Linked DNA regions of Homo sapiens: region 1 is linked to region 2. Evidence: read pairs that join two places in POLR2A ChIA-PET (ENCODE). Cell type or tissue: A673. All regions are shown on one strand. Each heading gives the region's core, and the rest is flanking DNA. Links, peaks and the distances in the headings are about the cores only.

Region 1 (4,728 bases), core at 449-4,448, 110 kb after region 2:
TTTAAGTATTTATCATTTTATAGTACACATGTAAAGAATATATGAGCCTTGTATGGAGTGATGTTTCATTTACCTGGGTTGTGTTAATGACTGAATGTTGACAATAAATCTGTTTTATACTGACTGAAGTTTGTTCATTTTAAGTTCTGTAACATCTTGGGGCATATTAAAATGAATATTCTTCCCATTAAAAAAATGTTAAAGACTTTTTTATTAGTCATATTTCAAATGATAGATGCATATGGGATCTAAACTTTTTGTGCAATAAGATGCCTTTGTACCTTGTATACGTAAAGTATTCAACTTTTACACTTGATCTTAGCCAAAAGACCAAGAAGCAATGCTCTTCAGCTTTTAAACATTGTTTTTTAAACTTTTATAGTTCTAGAAGTTAATTTAAATAAAATGGTAATCAGATGTTAATTTTTAAAATGTAGTTAATTTTTTAAACTATTTTTTGTAAGTGTGTTCATGTATATGTAGAATTCGTGTTATGGGAAAATGTCACAAGTGAATATGGAGGTAAGAATAAAGGTATTCATTGCAGCAGTATTTGAAATAGAATAGAAAGATAGATATACTCACTAAATCTGTATTTAGTCCTAAGTACTCAGGAGGCCAAGGCAGGAAGATTGTTTGAGCCAGGAGTTCAAGGCTAGCCTGGGTAATGTAATGAGATCCCATCCCTCCCCAAAAAAGAATGTATTGAGAGGAAAAGATATCCATAATGTGTTAAATATAGGATTCAGTTTTTCTAGGGGTGTGTGTGTGTGAAGAAGAAAGTAGCTAACATATAGTGAACTGTGTGCCAGACACTATTTTAAGTGCTTTATATATGTTAACTCATTCAATCTTTTATAATCTGTGAGGTAGGTATACATATATAAATGTATATATATAAATTAGGGATGAGAATTACAGTGATCTTAATATATTATTATGAAAAAGATATTTTCATTTTGAAAAAGAATCAAACACATTTAATGAAAGAAATAGTAGAGTGTCAAAAGCAAGGTCTTTTTAGGTTGATGCTAGGATTTTTGGGTGAGTAGACCCTCAGTTAAGTAAAATGAAAAAATCCAGAGTTTATCATTTTCTCGGATAAACGTCTCTAAATTTATACTCAAAATCAATGGGAAGATATAATTTAATAGGTAACTACCTCCCTTTCAGTGACATCTAATAAGACTCAATAGAATTTATATTACTTTATCAGATAGGTTTGTCTCTTGAGTGGCACAATAATCTGGTGAGGAGAGACAGTCAGTGACAGAAGGACCAAAAATGGGAGCCCTGCCGATTAGCCTCTGAAGCTCTAGTAAGGGCAGGCTCACACCCAAGGTTGGTAGATACATGTAGTCACTGTGTTTCTTGACCCCAGGAAAACTAGAGTCACCACCACACACAGCCCATAAGTGATGATGGAGGAACTTGGTTTCCCTGAATGCGGTTGACTATATTCGTGTATCTCAAGTGTCAGCTGAACAAGTGTCCCAACTTTCCCACTGTCCTTTAAGATTTAAATAGAACTTTTTATCCTAACATGTTGGACTACTTCTTCTAGTATCATTTCTTTTGGGAGATGACAGTTCTTTTTTGCAGGTGGTAGGGGACCGGGGAGAGTAGGCAGGGAGCTTGTATCCTCTGGCTTCGCCTTTCTGCTTCCCTGGTTTTCCATCTGTCCTCTACACCACCTGTCCTTTACTCCCCCTAGTACCATCAACACAAGTTTGTGTAGCAGATCTTCCCTGAAGTTTTTACAGTAGTGAGCAAAGGGAGCGGGGCAATGAGGGGGATTTTTGTTTCTATGTTCCTCTTATTTTTAGTTGACACAATAATTGTACATATTTGTGGGATGCAGAGTGATTCTTTATCTCTTCCAACTTTTAGGCTCAGGGGTATATGACGTGCAGGTTTTCTGTATAGGTAAATTGCGTGTCATGGAGTTTAGTGTACAGATTATTTTGCCACCCAGGTAATAAGCATTGTATCAGATAGGTAGTTTTTCAGTCCTCACCCTCCTCCCACCTTCCACCCTCAAGAAGGCCCTCTTTGTGTCCATGTGTACTCAGTGTTTAGTTACCACTTATAAGTGAGAACATGGGGTGTTTGGTCTTCTATTCTTGCATTAATTTGCCTGGGATAATGGCCTCCAGCTCCATCCATATTGCTGCAAAAGACAGGATTTCATTCTTTTTTATGACTGTGTGGTGTTCCATGGTGTATATGTACCACATTTTCTTTATCCAGTCCACCAGTGATGGGCATGTGTTTTTATGGCAGAATGACTTACATTTCCTTGGGTATATACCCAGTAATGGGATTGCTGAGTTAAATGGTAGCTCTATTTGGGGTGTGTGTGTGGTTTTTTTTTTTTTTTTTTGAAACAGTCTCACTCTTGCCCAGGCTGGAGTGCAGTGGCATGATCTCAGCTCACTCCGCCTCTCAGGTTCAAGCAATTCTCGTGCCTCAGCCTCCTGAGTAGCTGGGATTACAAGTGTGTGCCCCCACACCTGGCTACTTTCTGTTTTGTTTTTTTTTTTTTTTGAGACAGAATTTCGTTCTTGTCGCCCAGGCTGGAGTGCAATGGCGCGATCTCGGCTCACTGCAACCTCCACCTCCCAGGTTCAAGCGATTCTTCTGCCTCAGCCTCCCAAGTAGCTGGGATTACAGGTGCGCACCACCACGCTCAGCTAATTTTTATATTTTTAGTAGAGAAGGGGTTTTGCCATGTTGGCCAGGCTAGCCTCAAACTCCTGACCACAGGTGATCCACCCGCCTTGGCCTCCCAAAGTGCTGGGATTACAGGTGTGAGCCACCATGCCTGGCCAATTTCTGTATTTTTAGTAGAGACAGGGTTTCACCTTGTTGGCCTGGCTGGTCTCCGACCTCAGGTGATCTGCCTGTCTCGGCCTCCCAAAGTGTGCTGGGATTACAGGTGTGAGCCACCATGCCCGGCCCAATAGCTCTTTGAGAATAGCTCTTTGAGAATAGCCCAGCCTAATAGCTCTATTGTTTTAAGCTCTTTGAGAAATTTCCAGACTGCATTCCACAGTGGCTGAACTAGTTTACATTCTGGCCAGCAATGTATAAGCATTCCTTTTTCTCTGCAACCTTGCCAGCATCTGCTATTTTTTGACTTTTTAATAATAGCCATTCTGACTAGTGTGAGATGTCTCATTGTGGTTTCGATTTGCATTTCTCTAATGATTAGTGAGACTGAACATTTTTTCGTATGCTTGTTGGCCACATGTATGTCTTCTTTTGAGAAATGTCTGTTTATATTTTTTTGCCCATTTTTTAAATGGAGTTGTTTATTTTTTGCTTGTTGATTTAAGTTCCTTATCGATTCTGGATATTAGACCTTTGTTGAATGCACTTTGCAAATATTTTCTCCTGTTCTGTAGGTTGTTTACTCTATTGATAGTTTCATTCGCTGTGCAGAAGCTCTTAAGTTTAATTAGGTCCCATTTGTCAGTTTTTGTTTTTATTGCAATTGTTTTTGAATCTTCATTATAAAATGTTTGCCAGGGCCTATGTCCAGAATGGTATTTCCTAGGTTTTCTTCTAGGGTTTTTGTAGTTTTAGGTTTTATATTTAAGTCTTTCATTCATCTTCAGTTGATTTTTGTATATGATGAAAGGAGGGGGTCCAGTTTCAGTCTTCTGCATATGGCTAGCCAGTTATCCTAGCACCACTATATTGAATAGGGAGTCCTTTCTCCATTGCCTGTTTTTGTTGATTTTGTCAAAGATTGGATGATTGTAGGTGTGTGGCTTTATTTCTGGGTTTCCTATTTTCTGTTCCATTAGTCTATGTGTCTGTTTTTATACCAGTACCATGCTATTTTGGTTACTGTAGCGTCGCAGTATAGTTTGAAGTCGGGTAGTGTGATGCCTCTGGCTTTGTTCTTTTTGCTTAGGATTGCTTTGGCTATTTGGGCTCTTTTTTGGTCTTCTCATATGCTAGGGTAATTCAAACCAGGTGAAGGATATTTTAATTAAGGGATTAATGTAGGTGGCAGGTTTAGAATTGAGGTTGTAGCAAAGCACAGCAAAAGCATGAGTTAATTTGGTTTCTCCTTCCTCATCTTGCCAAGTTACTTCGTTTCTAGTCATCTGAATGAGTGAGGGAGAAATAATTCATTCATTTCATAACTTGTTGGTATTATCTGAGACAAGTGGACACTGAATGGAAACAAGTTTGGGAAGAACAGTTCATTTTCTTTTCTAGCAGTTGGCTTGATGGCTAGGTTTCCAGCCAGGACCACAATTGAAAGACTTACATATGTACTTTCTTATTCTCTTTATTCTTGAGTTTAAAAGTAGAAAATAACAATCAAAAAACAAATACGAAAATCTTTAGAATTTAGAAATTGGTGTAATTTCACCTTTGTTTTGTTTCCACTAAAGCTACTTTATGTCATCTCTAGCAGAGCTGAGCTACTATCACTTTATTTTTTTTAATATCTAAAAATGAGGAAGATTTCCAGAAAAGAACTGGCACTATAGTAAATTTACTGTCAATTTTGTTGGCTCTTTCTGCTACAAAAGAAGCAAACTAAACAGTGAACAAGATAAGTACAGGTACTTTTAAAACATCTAATGCAAAAATGGGTTGGGAAGGGGAAAGAGTTATGAAATTTTACTTCTTCCTTTGAAGAGCTAAAGGAATGAACCTATTTTGGCATGTCCTCAGGGCAGGAACAAGTACCTTAGCTTCTCCTCA
Region 2 (4,728 bases), core at 521-4,520:
CTTAAATACCAATTGATTTTAGCCCAGGATAATGAAAATGCAGTCTTGCTCAGCAAGCGAAATGTAACCATCTGAACACAGCTCCTTAAGAGATATAAGAAGGGTGGAAGTGGGTGAAGGGTAGGCCCTCCAGAGTTCTCAGTTGTTGCGGGAAGTCTGGGACTCCAAACGGAGGGATCAGCTGAAGCCATGGCAGAAGTTCGTGGATTGTGAAGATTTCATGGACATTTATTAGTTCCCCAAATTAATACTTTTGTAATTTCTTATGCCTGTCTTTACTGCAATCTCTAAACATAAATTGTAAAGATTTCATGGACACTTATCACTTCCCCAGTCAATATCCTTGTGATTTATGCCTGTCTTTACTTTAATCTCTTAATCCTGTCAGCTGAGGAGGATGTATATTGCCTCAGGACCCTGTAATAATTGCATTAACTGCACAAATTGTACAGCATGTGTGTTTGAGCAACATGAAATGTGGACACCTTGAAAAAAGAACAGGATAACAGCAATTGTTCAGGGAATAAGAGAGATAACCTTAAACTCTGACTGCTGGTGAGCCAGGCAGAACAGAGCCATATTTCTCTTCTTTCAAAAGCAAATGGGAGAAATATCGCTGAATTCTTTTTCTCAGCATGGAACATCCCTGAGAAAGAGAATACGAGCCAGGAGGTATAGGCTTATAAACAGCCCCCCTCCAGGTGCGCCTGTCTCTTATGGTCGAGACTGCAGGGGTGAAATAGACCCCAGTCTCCCACAGCGCTCCCAGGCTTATTAGGAAGAGGAAATTCCCGCCTAATAAATTTTGGTCAGACCAGTTGATCCTAAAAACCCTGTCTCCTGATAAGATGTTATCAATGACAATGGTGCCCGAAACTTCATTAGCAATTTTAATTTCGCCTCGGTCCTGTGGTCCTGTGATCTCACCCTGCCTCCACTTGCCTTGTGATATTCTATTACCTTGTAAAGTACTTGATGTCTGTGACCCACACCTATTTGCACACTGCCTCCCCATTTGAAAATCCCTAATACAAACTTGCTGGTTTTTGTGGCTTGTGGGGCATCACGGAACCTACCGAAATGTGATGCCTCCCCCGGATGCCCGGCTTTAAAATTTCTCTCTTTTGTACTCTGTCCCTTTATTTCTAAAGTTGGCCGACGCTTAGGGAAAATAGAAAAGAACCTACGTGAATATTGGGGCAGGTTCCCTGATACTCAGTGGCGTGGAGATGTAACAAGCCTGGATGTGTGAGTGATGATCAGGCCAACAACAGTCTGTATTTGGAAGAAATATCAGATGTGAATGTTATGACCTAGGAAGCAATGGAAGTGAAAAATTATTCTTTTTGCCTTCAGACTCAATATTTTGTATATTTGAAAATTTGTCAACACAAAAAATACTAAGTTGTATACTGATTTGTTAAAAGCAGCAGCATGCAGTTAGGATGATATCTTTGGGGAAATGGCAGAGACCATCCAACATTCTGATTCTCCACTGCATCCAATTTTCTACTCTCAAAATGAACCCCATGCTCACCATCAACGGGATTGAATTTGAGCTGCTGAGAATTGGTAATAACCCCAAATTATCTTCAATTCTGTGAAATGGAATTTTAGACCAGCCTGTGACTGAAGCCACTGGGCATTACAGTGCCTTCGCTTTGTTCAACTGCCGCATTGTTTCTCTCTGCAAGAGAGGAAGGAAGGCTGGAGTACAGCTGAGCTTTCTGGCAGGCACTGGTGGAGTTACTCATTAACCTTCCCCATTCTTTGTAACTGGTGGCCTTAGAAGAGGGTTCAGGGTTATGTGTTTGGAACACGAGTTAGTATAAATGGTTCTGAAGCACTTGATTCAGACTGTGCTTTAAAAAATAGGAAAGAAAGTAGAAAGAACAGCTGATGGTTTGGAAGGGAGCCACCAAGCACCAAGAGGTGTGAGTTCTGAATCCGTTTCTCAATCTTAGCTGCAGGGCATTGGCTAAAGAGGAAGGTGAAAACTGCTGAGTCACTATCAAATCAATTGGTTTTTCTAATCCCCTGAGAGAAAAAGTACAGAGTTTATTGCAGCTTTAAAATGCCATGCCCCTCACGGCCAAAGGCATCTGAATTAAGGAAGCAGTATTCACAGCTGCTTTCTCCAGACATTGAGCTCAAGGACAGAATCTGAACTCTGCTTTTATCAGCTGCGAAAATCCAAGCATTCATTTCCAGCTGGTTCAGTGCCTATGTAAAAGTATACTGTGTACAAAAATAAGATTAAAAAGCTAACATTAAGCAAGTGTGTTTGTATGTTTTCTACAGTTCGGATTTCTGAATAATTTGATCCGACAGAAAAATATGATTTCATTTCTTTTCGAGAGAATTATATGCATACTTTCTAAATGCAAGAATAAATTCCTGAGCTCCATGTGACTTCAGTACCATCAGCTCTTTGGCAGCTTATGAGTATACAGCTTTTTAATTCTCACCTGGTCCCCAGGATATGGTTTACTTGTCAGAGTAGTTTTATGAGGTGCTTTCTCCTGACTCTGATTCTAGGTAACACCTGATGAGATGAACAGATGGTGCACCTCACTTCCTCTTACTGGGCATGAAGGAAAGAGAGAGAAGTCAGGGTAGAGATGAAACTACTGCTACATTTTTTTTTTCTGTGGAAAAAGAGTCTAATATTTCTAATTAACCTTGATGGGAACATAGAACATAGATTGTAAAGGGAACTTGCACATTATCGCAGTAGGCTGAATAATGGCTAATGGCTCACTCTGAAAGATATGTATGGCTTAACCCCTGAAACCTGTGAGTATTATCTTTTCTAGCCAAACAGACTTTTGCATATATAATTAAGGATCTTGGGATGGGGAGATATCCTAATTATTTGGGTGTATCCTAAATGTAATCACAAGTGTCATTATAAGAGGGAGGCAAAGGGAGATTTGACTTATAAGAGGAGAAAATGTGACGTGATTACAAAAGCAGAGATACATTTTTTTGAAGATCGAGGAAGAGGCTACAAACCAAGGAATGTGGGTAGCCTCTAGAAGAGGAAACAGAATCCATGGAAAAGGCAGGAAAACACAATCTCTCATAGAGTCTCCAGAAGAAACAGCCACACTGACACCTCGACTTTAGCCCAGTGAAACCGATTTCAGACTTCTGACCTCCACAACTTCAAGATAATACATTTGTGTTGTTTTAAGCCAATAAATTTGTGGTAATTTTTTACAGCAGCAAGAGGAAATCAGTTACGTAGAATAGTAGGTCCTGTCTCTGGCTAATCATTAGAATCACTCCAGAAGCTTGTTACATACAGACCCAGAGCCAGTGAATCAAGGATTTGGTGGTGGGGCCCAGAGCCTGAATATTAAGCAAGTTCTTCGTTTTAGAAATGAGGAAACCAAGGTTGGGAGAAGCTAAGCAACTTACTCAAATACATAGGGTATTTCATTTTAAATTTAATTTTATTACTTTATCTTTTGAATTTTCTTACCCCAGTTGTACTTTTGTGTAAATGTGATTTCATTTACGGCTTTGTGTTGACATATTCATTAAAATGAAGAAATAAAAGATGAGAAACAGTTTTAAAAATTATATAATGTTTATTGATTAGAATGAATATGATGCAATCTGGTTTTCTGTGTTCAGATTCCTGACCTCTGGAGTTAACCTTTCTTTGTAAAGATTAGACAGCAGGCAGGGAAGAATGCCTTTGAAACTGAGAGCAAAGACTGGCATGCAATTTACATTGATGTCCTGGTGCTGTGCATAATAAGTTGCTTAAACATGACAGCAGGATAGGATTTTACATAAAATTTATTTATAAATGGTAAAGATGTTTCCAACCTCTGCTGAACTTCCTCATAGAATGTTCATCAGAAAACAAAGTTTCTATCTACTCTTTCTTCCAAGACTTCAACTCCTACCACTGACATCATGACCCTCAGTTCTATTCCCCTAGCCCTGCCCACTCCCCTGAAATCCAGATCCATAAATCCAACCACCGCCTGGGTATCTCAGTTTGGCTGTCCCTCCATCAACTCAAATTTGGCTGACACAGTTTTGGATTCTAGAGCATGCAGGCATTCTGTATGTGCTGTGCCTTTGCACTCACTCTTCCCTCCAGACCCCGTCCTTCCTCACTTTGCCAGTTCCAACTTCTCTCTGAAGACTCAGTTTAGGTACAGGCTCCTTTAGGAAATTTTTTTTTGACTCTACCTAGCCCAGACTCAGTTCATCTACGATATTAATCTGCAGTGTCATGCACTAGCACAAAATATTTGCTGAATGAAAGAATGAGAGTTAACTTTTAGTCAGGCATAAAGATAAAAAACCAAAGTCTTTTACTCCGGTGTGGAGTGTTTTCAGGATTCCTACCAATTAGGAAGGTGTTTGATTCTTCAAACTCAGAAACACCTCCCCTTAACTGATGGATTCTTCAAACTCAGCATCAGTTAGAGGGCATTAGGGCACTTCTCAAACCCTGCATTCAGGGAAGATGTCTGTTGTGGGGTGGTCTGGCCTACTTGGCCTGAGCCAAGGTTCTGGGCAGTTCTGTTCAGTTACACATGCATGCGTTGAGCATTGATTCAAGCCTGGCCTGGGCACTAGGCATGGTTTTAGATATTAGGGACATATTCTGTTTTCCTTGCCTTAAGATACCAGTCTAGTAGGAGCCACTAAGGCCCCTTTTTGAGCCTGGACTTCGCATTCAAACATACCCTGCTTCTAATC

Evidence for each region. Peaks named below come from ENCODE experiments on the same cell type or tissue, not always from the same donor. Only the 100,000 strongest peaks of a DNase experiment are listed, where the experiment ranks them.
Region 1: POLR2A ChIA-PET joins it to region 2 with 11 read pairs; 5 of 35 experiments call an interaction of 5 or more read pairs at or near these places.

What each region holds. Positions count from the first base shown.
Region 1 is chr3:120,782,947-120,787,674 of GRCh38, forward strand. It overlaps GTF2E1 (general transcription factor IIE subunit 1), which reads left to right. Exons shown (of 5, transcript NM_005513.3): 5 at 1-123. Among named protein-coding and RNA genes, the nearest start is that of GTF2E1, 43 kb to the left of the region's middle. In A673, for the core only: no CTCF peak of the experiment used is centred there; no DNase peak of the experiment used is centred there.
Region 2 is chr3:120,676,717-120,681,444 of GRCh38, forward strand. All of the region lies in intron 1 of HGD (homogentisate 1,2-dioxygenase), which reads right to left. Among named protein-coding and RNA genes, the nearest start is that of HGD, 3.2 kb to the right of the region's middle. RefSeq lists an enhancer at 291-1,241. In A673, for the core only: no CTCF peak of the experiment used is centred there; a DNase peak (open chromatin) is centred at 2,035.